2 separate regions of the Homo sapiens genome follow, and region 1 is linked to region 2. Evidence: chromatin contacts called from ENCODE Hi-C or POLR2A ChIA-PET data. All regions are on one chromosome and are shown on one strand. Each heading gives the region's core, a stretch centred on a gene start or an enhancer-like site at or near the end of the contact. The rest is flanking DNA. Distances are from core to core; before and after follow the strand shown.

What was found. A loop is a pair of places that touch in the nucleus more often than their neighbours do. ChIA-PET counts read pairs that join two places held with the same protein, here RNA polymerase II (POLR2A). Pooled maps may share reads with other maps.
Region 1: a map of MCF 10A shows a loop between it and region 2 (10-fold over the local background). The contact joins the promoter of SORL1 here to the enhancer-like site in region 2. A Hi-C loop is called at or near these places in 2 of 168 maps with a recorded cell type or tissue (MCF 10A and PC-3) and 6 of 50 pooled maps. POLR2A ChIA-PET finds 5 or more read pairs at or near these places in 1 of 52 experiments (A673).

The regions. Positions count from the first base shown.
Region 1 is chr11:121,449,455-121,453,947 of GRCh38, reverse strand. It overlaps SORL1 (sortilin related receptor 1), which reads right to left and starts at 1,634. Exons shown (of 48, transcript NM_003105.6): 1 at 1,332-1,634. The coding sequence starts at 1,616. SORL1-AS1 (SORL1 antisense RNA 1) reads left to right here and starts at 981. Exons shown (of 3, transcript NR_183636.1): 1 at 981-1,273; 2 at 4,049-4,252. RefSeq lists enhancers at 798-847, 868-937, 978-1,027, 1,038-1,227, 2,618-2,677 and silencers at 1,518-1,567, 1,698-1,747.
Region 2 is chr11:122,502,420-122,507,269 of GRCh38, reverse strand. No RefSeq gene overlaps it. Among named protein-coding and RNA genes, the nearest start is that of TRK-TTT2-1, 55 kb to the left of the region's middle. RefSeq lists a silencer at 1,379-1,438. Within about 2 kb of position 1,434, at least 3 of the 41 ENCODE cell types and tissues checked have a DNase peak (open chromatin) inside an H3K27ac peak, as active enhancers do.

The DNA.
Region 1 (4,493 bases), core at 385-2,884, 1.1 Mb after region 2:
ACCACCATCCTTTCCCCCTTTATACCAGATCTATTTTATTTTAGAAAGGAGGTATTTCAGCAGCATTGCATAAAGACAGGGTGACTGCAGTCAAGCAAAGGTCACTGAGACAATGCAGACAAAAACTAGAGAGCAGGCCACCTTCCCGGTATGACCTTGGACTAGTCACTTCACCATTCCACGCTTCAGTTTCTTCACCAACAAAATGACACAATAGGGTGATATGTTTACAAGGTTCGTCCTGGATCCAAGGGTTGAACATTTAACTCTGTATTTCCTGAAGAAATGGCTAAAGTGAAATTAGTGAGAAAAGGCAGAACTCAGGGTAATCTTTTATTAATAATTTCTACTTCAAAAGGAACAATTTGACTCTAGAAAACAAGTGTATTTACCCCCTCCTCTGGTCCTACTTTTTCTCCCCCACCGACCTTATACTTTTGCTGATGTCAATCTTAACTGCAGGACTGGGAGTCTCATGAGGCAATAACACGGTCAAATTAATTTTGCCAGTGCTGATCCTAACCTACAAACTCCATCTGCAATTCCTCGCAGTAAGTCTGACCATAAAAGTGAAATTCACGTTACTTATGATCTAATAAACCTATTGCCTGGGTAGAAATAAATCACTTATAGAATAATAATGCCCACCAAATTTCCTGCAGTCCTTTCAAATCTCCAAGTGCCATGAGGGGTATTCCTCTCCAAAATAAAGTTATCTTGACGGGGGTGGGAGAGTCAGCATCTTGAAGGGTGGGGAAGAAGGAATGGAGAGCATCTCACACGCTCGCCAAAAATTAAAAATTAAAAATTCAGCCTTTACACACGCACACACATACACACACCTCTTGTCTGACTGTACAGAGATAGTCGACAAGCTTTCAGGTTTGCCCACTTTTATTGTGCTAATAATGCTAAGTGTGGAAACCCCCACCTCGTGCTGTTCTGTGTAAGTGTACCGCAACTGCAGGGTGCTCGCCTCCACTGCCAACTGATGATACACTAAAGAAAGCCCGTTTTTTATCCAGATGTAAAATGAAGCTGCACCCCTCCTATACCTGCCGGAAACTACATCTCTCTGCACACACCCTGGGGTAATACGCACTGCACCCGGCGAGTTACCTGGAATACGTTTACTAAATCGACAGGAAGAAGGAAAGATCAATGCGATTCAAGTGCTGACGGTTGTACTCGTGAAGGAAAAAAACAAATGCAAGCCGGGAAGTCCCCAGTGGTGCCTGCACCTAGGAGGCGACTGCAACGGATGGATGCGGGGGTGAGGAAGTGCAGGGAGAGGAAAAAACTGGAGGGAGGCGGGTTGCAAAACTGCTCACCTGTCCGTACACCTTGATGGGCTCGGGCTGCAGGGCAGCGCTCCGTTTCCTCCGGAGCGGCTTCTCGTCCGCGCGGCTCGCCCCCCTGGCATCCCCGCGCGCCCACAGCCGCAGCTCGCGCGGGTCGCCCTGCACCACGAGGAAGCCCCGGTCCTGGGGCAAGGGCGCGCTGCCGCCGTGCAGCCTCTGCGTCCAGACTTCGCAGAGAGCTCCGGGCGGCAGCAGTGCGACCAGGGTGAATAGGAACGGGAGTCGCGACTCCCTCCTGCTGCTCCGTGTCGCCATGTTCGGGCGAACGCTACTGCAGGTGGCGCCGCCGCCAGGAGAGAATGTGCAGCGCGAGGCCAGGAGAGCCGCTGGGCCGGGACCGCGCGCGCCGCTCCCGGGGCTCCAGGCCGCCCGCGCCGCTCCGGGCCGCCCCGCTGCGCCCGCCGCCGCTGCCGCCAGGTCCCGCTCGGTTCGGCGCGGCGCCGTCACGTGTGAGGCTCGCAGCGCGTCCCTTTCGCGCACTTTCTGCGCTCGGCGGCCTCGGCGGCGACTCCGGCCCCTCCCTGGCGCGGGGATGGGGAAGTTAAGGCAGCGAGCGCCGGTGGGGGTGCGTCCCTTCCCTGGCGGGCACACCTCCTTGTTCTCCCTGCAGGAATGAAGAGTTGCATGGGGCTCGCTCGTTTTCTCTGGAGTTAGTTGCGTCCTATACAGGGTCGTGTCGAGGTCGTCCTAAACCGTGGCCACTTTCCTGAGTGCACAGCCCGCAGTAGCGCCACAAGACCACCTCCCCCCGGCCCCGGCCTCATCCCCACCTCCAGGGAAGAGTCCAGAGCCACAGAATTAGCTCCTAGAACGCAACCAACAAGAGTCCAGATGAACCCGCTCTATTGGGAAACTCACAGTTTTTCATCTACTCTGGGCACCACAACGTATTTGCAGGGGCCACAGCAAAAACTACCCTTGATCAAGCTACGTGCCCCAGCCTGAAGCACAGCAAATAAACATCCTGCACAGAGGCAGTAAAAACAAGGGTACATCTGACAAAGAATGCACCACACCTGGACAATTATTACACAGCTATACAGGGTGTGCTTGCACGCACGCATGAATACCTGTGCGTGGCACAGGGCCCCAGCGGCGGCTTGCTTATGATCCCTCCAAGGTGACCAAGCACTGAGCCACCCTGCCTCAGCAGTAAAATAGACATATTTACCAGTCCCTTCAACCCACAGCCAGGAGCTAGGCAAACACCCACAGAGGAGGGAGGACACACTTTAACCCTACATTCAGCTTGACGAGCCAAACTCTCTGAACCACAGGAGATAAAACTTCTGCCATGGAACTGCTAAGGTACGCCCAAGGAAAATATTTTTTTTGCAGGTTAGTGGGAGCAGCCAAAGTCTATGTACTACTGCAACCTTTCCTATTTCATTTTATGTTTCACTGCCCTCTGAACTCAGATCCTGGTTTTTGATAAGAATAAAGACACAGCAAGCAGGGCTGAAAGGGAGACTACCTTTATAGTTGCATACAAGCTGCTGTTCAGGGGAAGGAAGGGATGGTCAGTTCAATTTTCTAAAAACATTCCTCATCTCCGACAAGCCACGGTAGCCCGATTCCTACCCCGGCCCACTCTAGTACTTTTCAGGTAGCTTAGCAAAGCCCCCTCCTCTACCTAGGACTACCACTGACAACCTGCCAGAGTCAGGCCAGCTTGCCTCATCTCCCTGAAGCCAGTATTCAACCACCCTACCCTACCCCATGCCAGACTTGCTGGGGACCTCTGCCTCAGGTTCTGCACTCTCCCACCTCCTCCCACACCCGATTTTCTCCCCAAGTCAGATGATGTCTTTCTGTCCATCTCAACATAATTACAGAACCATCCAGTTCTCCCCACCAAGCAAATCATGCATTCTCTATGTTAACCACCCTGCTTTGTTCATTATACATTGTATACAGGTATCAAAATACCACACTTTCCCCAGTGTGGTATTATTGGGGTGCCTTCATCCTGCACCCCAACTTTGATGTTATTTCAGAGGGATTGAGGAAGTGGTAGCTTGTTTACAACCCAGAGCTGGTTTTGAAGCTGAGAGGAACGCCTTGCTCATATTGTGCAATTCAGCTCTAACTCATATATATAACATATATATTTATTATATACTTATATATGTCAATTAAAAATAATAATTCAAACAATCATGCATCCTCCAAGAAAGCCACTGAACCACTGTCACCTCCCACCCCTCATCTAGATCAGCTCTGTCTGGTCAGCATCACCTTACCAGGAATGGACAACCCCATGGTCTCTCAGGACCAGCAGCAAAGATATCTCTACTCCCATTTAGCCCTCAAAGGAAAATGAAGGGAATATGGCTAAAGTGAGAACATCCTGTAGATGATTCAATTATTGGGGTTTTTCCAACATATATTTAATGAGAACCTTCTCTGCAAGAGCAAGTGTCAGAGTCCCAGCAGAAAACAGAGACAGGAGTCTCCTAAGTGTGGATTTGAAGATGGGCATCTGTTTGCCCACACAAACTGCTGGCTTAAGGTTCAGATGGCCCCTTGCACAGAAGGACTAGTAGGGCAGGGCCAGCTACTTGCTCATTTTGATGTTGATTTGCAACTTGAATGCTAGAGAATTGGTAAGAATATTCAAACATGGTTAATTAACTCCTTGCAAGCCCTCCTATCTAATCATTATCTACATTCCAAACCATTCTCAGGTAGATAATCAGCAACCCCCCAAGACTGTGCCTGCTGCACAACTACAGAACGCAGTGGAAGACACGCTGAATTCTGAGTCAGAAGGTTGACTTTCTAGCTGTGGGGACTTGGCCAAACCTCCTCAGAGCTTCAGTTTTCTCATCTGTAAAATAGAGATCTTAATCCCTACCAATCTCACAGGACTGCTGAGAGTATCAGATGAGGTAAGTATATAAAATAGCTGTGCAAATTTGTGTGAAGGCCTCCAGAGAGAAATAGTGCATGCAGGTGGCATTAGAAACATAGATTCTAGTCCTGGCTTTGCAACCAAATTATTATGTAATTTTTTGTCTTGATCATCTTGTCTCTTACGATTTCTTCATAAGTTAAATGAAAAGACACCTTTCAGCCCTGACCACTCCCAAACCTTCAGGACCCCCACTGGGTTGTGAGATAGGAGCAGCC
Region 2 (4,850 bases), core at 185-2,684:
TCAAACTCCTGAGCTCAAGCAATCCTCCTGCCTCAGCCTCCCAAGTAGCTGGGACTACAGGTGCTCGTCCCCACACTGGGCTAATTTTTAATTTTTTTGTAGAGATGGGGGTCTTGCTATGTTGTTCAGACTGATCTAGAACTGGCCTCAAGCAATCCTCTTGCCTCAACCTCCCTAGTGGCTGGGATTACAGTGCCTGGCTAACTCCTACTCCTTCAAGACCCAGACAATGCCTCTCACTGTTGGGGCAGGATCTCTAATTGCCTTTTGCACAGGCTGAAGGGATGACCTCCATTCTTAAGCCAGTTGTGTAATTTGCACATAGCTCCTTGCTATACTTTATGGCAATGATTTCTCTATGTATTCTCCACTAGTCTATATGCATTCTGAGGTCAGAAAGCATGCCTCTTTTATCTGTTATCCTGACTATCCAGGACAATGACTGGCATTATAATAGATGTCTTATTATTGTTTTTTGAATAAATAAATGGATTGTTTTTAACTCCACTTGCTGTATGTTTTGAAAACAAAATTAATTCTACAGTGGTAAGGAGAGATAATACTGAAAGTGTCACTAAGATGGCAATTTTTGACATGAAACCCTTCCAAAGAAAAAGGATTTTAAAAAGTTAGGCAGGTATTGTGGTGCACACCTATCGTCCCAGCTATTGAGGAGGCTGAGGTGGGAGGATCACTTGAGCCCAGGAGGTCAAGGCTGCAGTGAGTTTTGATTGTGCCACTACACTCCAGCCTTGGTGACAGAGCAAGACCCTGACAAACACACACAGACACACACACACACACACACACACACACACACACACACGAAAGAAAAGAAAAGAAAAAAGAAAAGAAAATTGTACCAGTAGAAAAGTGAAGAAGGTCATTTAAATAGAGGACCCTCTACTGCTCAACTTAAAATAGAGCAGGCCATTTAGAGACTAGGGGAAAGTCTGGTGTGTATTAATGAAAGAGGACATTGTAGGAAATGACAGGTAGTCATACCCAGATCCTAAAGAACTCTGTCTGTGGTACTAAGAACTTTAGACTTTATTCTGTGATCAATAGAGGGACTACTAACCACATACGTTTTCTAAGTGGTGGAGTGACATGGTCGGATTCAATTGGTGAGTAACTCTGGGCTTATGTTTTTGCTCTCTCTCTCTTTTTTTTTTTTTTTTTTTTTTTTTTTTTTTTTTTTAAGATATTGTGCATAGGTGTTCTGGGAAGTGGTTCCAAGAAGAGCTTATCATCCTGTACGCTAGCCTCCGGGAGGACAGGGTTGCCTGAGACAGTGTGGGCAGTGGTTGCCTCCTGGCTCAGCCACTGGAGGTCACTGTTGCACCATAGATATGTTCACAAAGCACCGTGATGCCGTTTCCAAGTTGGCTTCTGCCAGGGGTGAATTCATCATCCCCTGGGCAGCTTGGAAGTTCCCTAGTGCAGACATCTCTCTGTCTCCAAGGATTGGCCTGGTCACACAATGTGGTTGAGGGAGAGCTTAGTCTGAGGCAAGAGGGAGAGAGGCTGGAAAGCCTGGTGCAAAGAGGGCTGAGGCAGTCTTCAAATACGGGAAATTTCATGTGGTCTGGATTGCATTATCCTGCGTCTGAAATGGGAGAGGCTGGATGCCCCTTTGGGTCAAGGCGACTTTTCTCTTGCCACTTTCTGGTTTGAATCTGGTTGAGGTAGGGAAGGTTATTATTGTCTTCTGAGTCCCTAGAGATCAGAAGATACAAAACATGTTAGGCATCTCAGGCTCCCTCATAGAGGGAGATCTGGAGATTGGAAGAGGCCTTCCTAGTCCTGCTGGGCTCTGACAACAGAACTGCTACATAGAAAAGGGGAATGGAAACAGAGGCCCGCGCCTTAAACACACCCACTCACCAGTGGTCTGTACCCAGAGCAGGCTTCAACTGAGGCATCCAAGAGAACCATAGAGAAGAGCAGGAACTGATATTTCTAGTGAGAAACTCTGTGTGCCAGGTGTTTTCTATGTTTTCACACTCAGCTCTCATGATACATGTGTGCAGTGGGTATTATTTTTGCTCATTTGCTATTTGAAGAAACCGAGGTGTAGAGCTGACGCTTGAACCGTAAGTCTCCTAAAATACAAAGAGCAAAGATAGTAAAATGACTACTTGTGGGTACCTTTTTAAGAACTTACCTGAGCTTGAAAACTTGGTTTGAGTCATACAGGAGAACGGATCTCTGACCATGCAACTTAGCTAATAACTCATTTTACATTGCTTGAGAGTAACTTCTTCCTAGTAAGTCATAATCTGCTTATGACTTCACATAGGTCCAAAACACTTCTATACACATCAACTAATTTGACCCTTATAATGAGTACCTTATCCCCATTTTTGTAGATAAAGAATCCGAGATTTCAAGAATTTGATTGCCTAAGATCACATAGTTAATTAATGGTGGGATCAAACTCAGATCCTTCTTACTCCAAATGGGGCACTCTTTGCATGACCCGTAATTATACCTCTAGATAAATCTTGCATGATGAAAAGATGTTGTATCATAGCTGAATTAGAAATAAAATGCACTTGCAATTTTTGTAGTACAACATTTTATTTTTAGAGATGAGGAGATTTCAATCCATTAAGTTCCTTGCCCAAAGTTCATACAGCTCTGGGGTGAGTAACATTATCTTCCTAAGTTAAGATTCCCAGATTTAGCAAATAAAATGCAGAACTATTAGAATTTCTAGTATTACATGGGGCCTAATTATACTAAAAAAATACTCATTGTTTATCTGAAATTCAAATTTAACTGGACATCCTGTATTTTATCTGACAACTCTATCCTAAATCCAAAGAGGAAAAGCTAAGTTCACCGTTCTTCTGGACATATTTGAGTTTTGGAAATGCAAATATTTTGAGAAAAGCACTTTGAGCACCCTAAAAAAATGGGAAGACTTTCTGTGATTTTATTCTGGCTTTGCTAACAACACCTCCCTGAGCTGTGCTTGCCCGCTACACCTAATGGATTCATTTTTAAGTACATCCTGAGAAAAAAACAATTGCGAAGCAGTTTTGCAAAATGCAAAGCGCTTCAGGACAATTATAAAAGAAACCAGCCCAGTTAATCATACCAACTACTCAAGGGAAACCAGATCATGGAAAGAAATCCCCAAGGAACATGGAGTAGAATATCCTTCCTATGCACACCTTTAATCAAGATTCAAAAGGAAGACAGCTAGTTCCCTTTGGAAATGATTATGTAATGAAATCAACCCTGCTTTGTACTCCCAGACTAATTACTGGATTTATTCTTTTTACTCAATTTATTTCCATGTATTTGGACATTTTTCATTGATATTCTTCATTATTTTATTAAAACAAACAAAAATAAATAAATAATAGTATTTTGAGCTGACCAGGTACAAGAGTGCTGATTTTAGAACCAGTATTAAAAATTTAAATATTAAGGAAGTTTCATACTTAACTATATCCATAGTTAAATATAAAGGGAATTTCTTAGTCTATTATGTTGTATTATACATTACATATCCTTGTAGGTCCAGGTCTCATAAAGATAAAGCTCTGTGTACATATGATGACCTTTAGTCATTCTGAAAATAAAAAAATGCTGGTTCTTAAAGTCACATGTTAATGAAGTGGACAATAATGCATTTATGGCAATGAGATATCTGAGCCATTTTTACACCTGTTAGGATGGCTATAATAAAAAAACAAAAGGTAACATGCGTTGGTGTGATGTGGAGAAAAGAAAACTCTTGTACACTATTGGTGAGAATTTAAATTAGTACTGTTATTATGGAAAACAGCATGACGTTTTCTAAAAAAAATTTTAAAATAGAACTACCATATGATCCAGCAATCCTCCATCTGCCATCAAAGGCAATAAAAGCAGTATGTCGAAGAAATATCTGCACTCTCATATTCATGGAAGCATTATTCATAATAGCCAGGATGTAGAATCATTCTGATTTTCCACCAATGGATGAATGAATAAAATGTGGTGTGTGCATCTAGGAGCCTATTGCTCCTTGATATACACATATCTATATATTCAATCGTCTATAAAGACATGTATCACTTAACAATGGGAATACATTCTGAAAAATGTGTTTGTGAGTGATTTTGTTGTTGTGCAAACATCATAGAGTATACTTACACAAACCTAGGTGGTGTAGCCTATTACACACCTAGGCTATATGGTACAGCCTGTTGTTCCTAGGCTAAAAACCTGTATAGCATGTTACTGTACTGAATATTGTAGGCAATGGTAACAAAATGGTTCTGTGTGTATCTAAAGGTATCTGAACATAGAAAAGGTATAGTAAAAATACAGTATTATGATCTTATGGGATGCCATTGCATATACAGTCTGTTATTGACCAAAACATTATGTGGTCCATGAGTATATATATAAAATGAAATATTACTTAGCCTTAAAAAGGAAGGAAATCCTGCCATCTGTAACAACATGGATGAACCTGGGGGACATGATACCGTGAAATAAGCCAGACAGAGAAAGAGAAGTGTTGCATGGTCTAATTGAGATGTGGATTCTAAATTAAACTAGAACTCATAGTTGTAGAGAGTAGAACAGTGGTTGCCAGGGGCTGGGGAGTGGAGGAAATGGGGAGATATTGGTCAAAGGGTACAAAGTGCCGATCATGTAGAATGAATAAGTTCTGGAGATCTAATGTATAACATAAGAATATAGTTAATAATAATGCATTGCATACTTAAAAGTTGCTAAGAAAGTTGATCTTACAAATTTTCACCACACACACACACACACACACACACACACACTCCAATAGTAACTACGTGAAGTGATTAATATATTAATTAGCTTGATTGTGG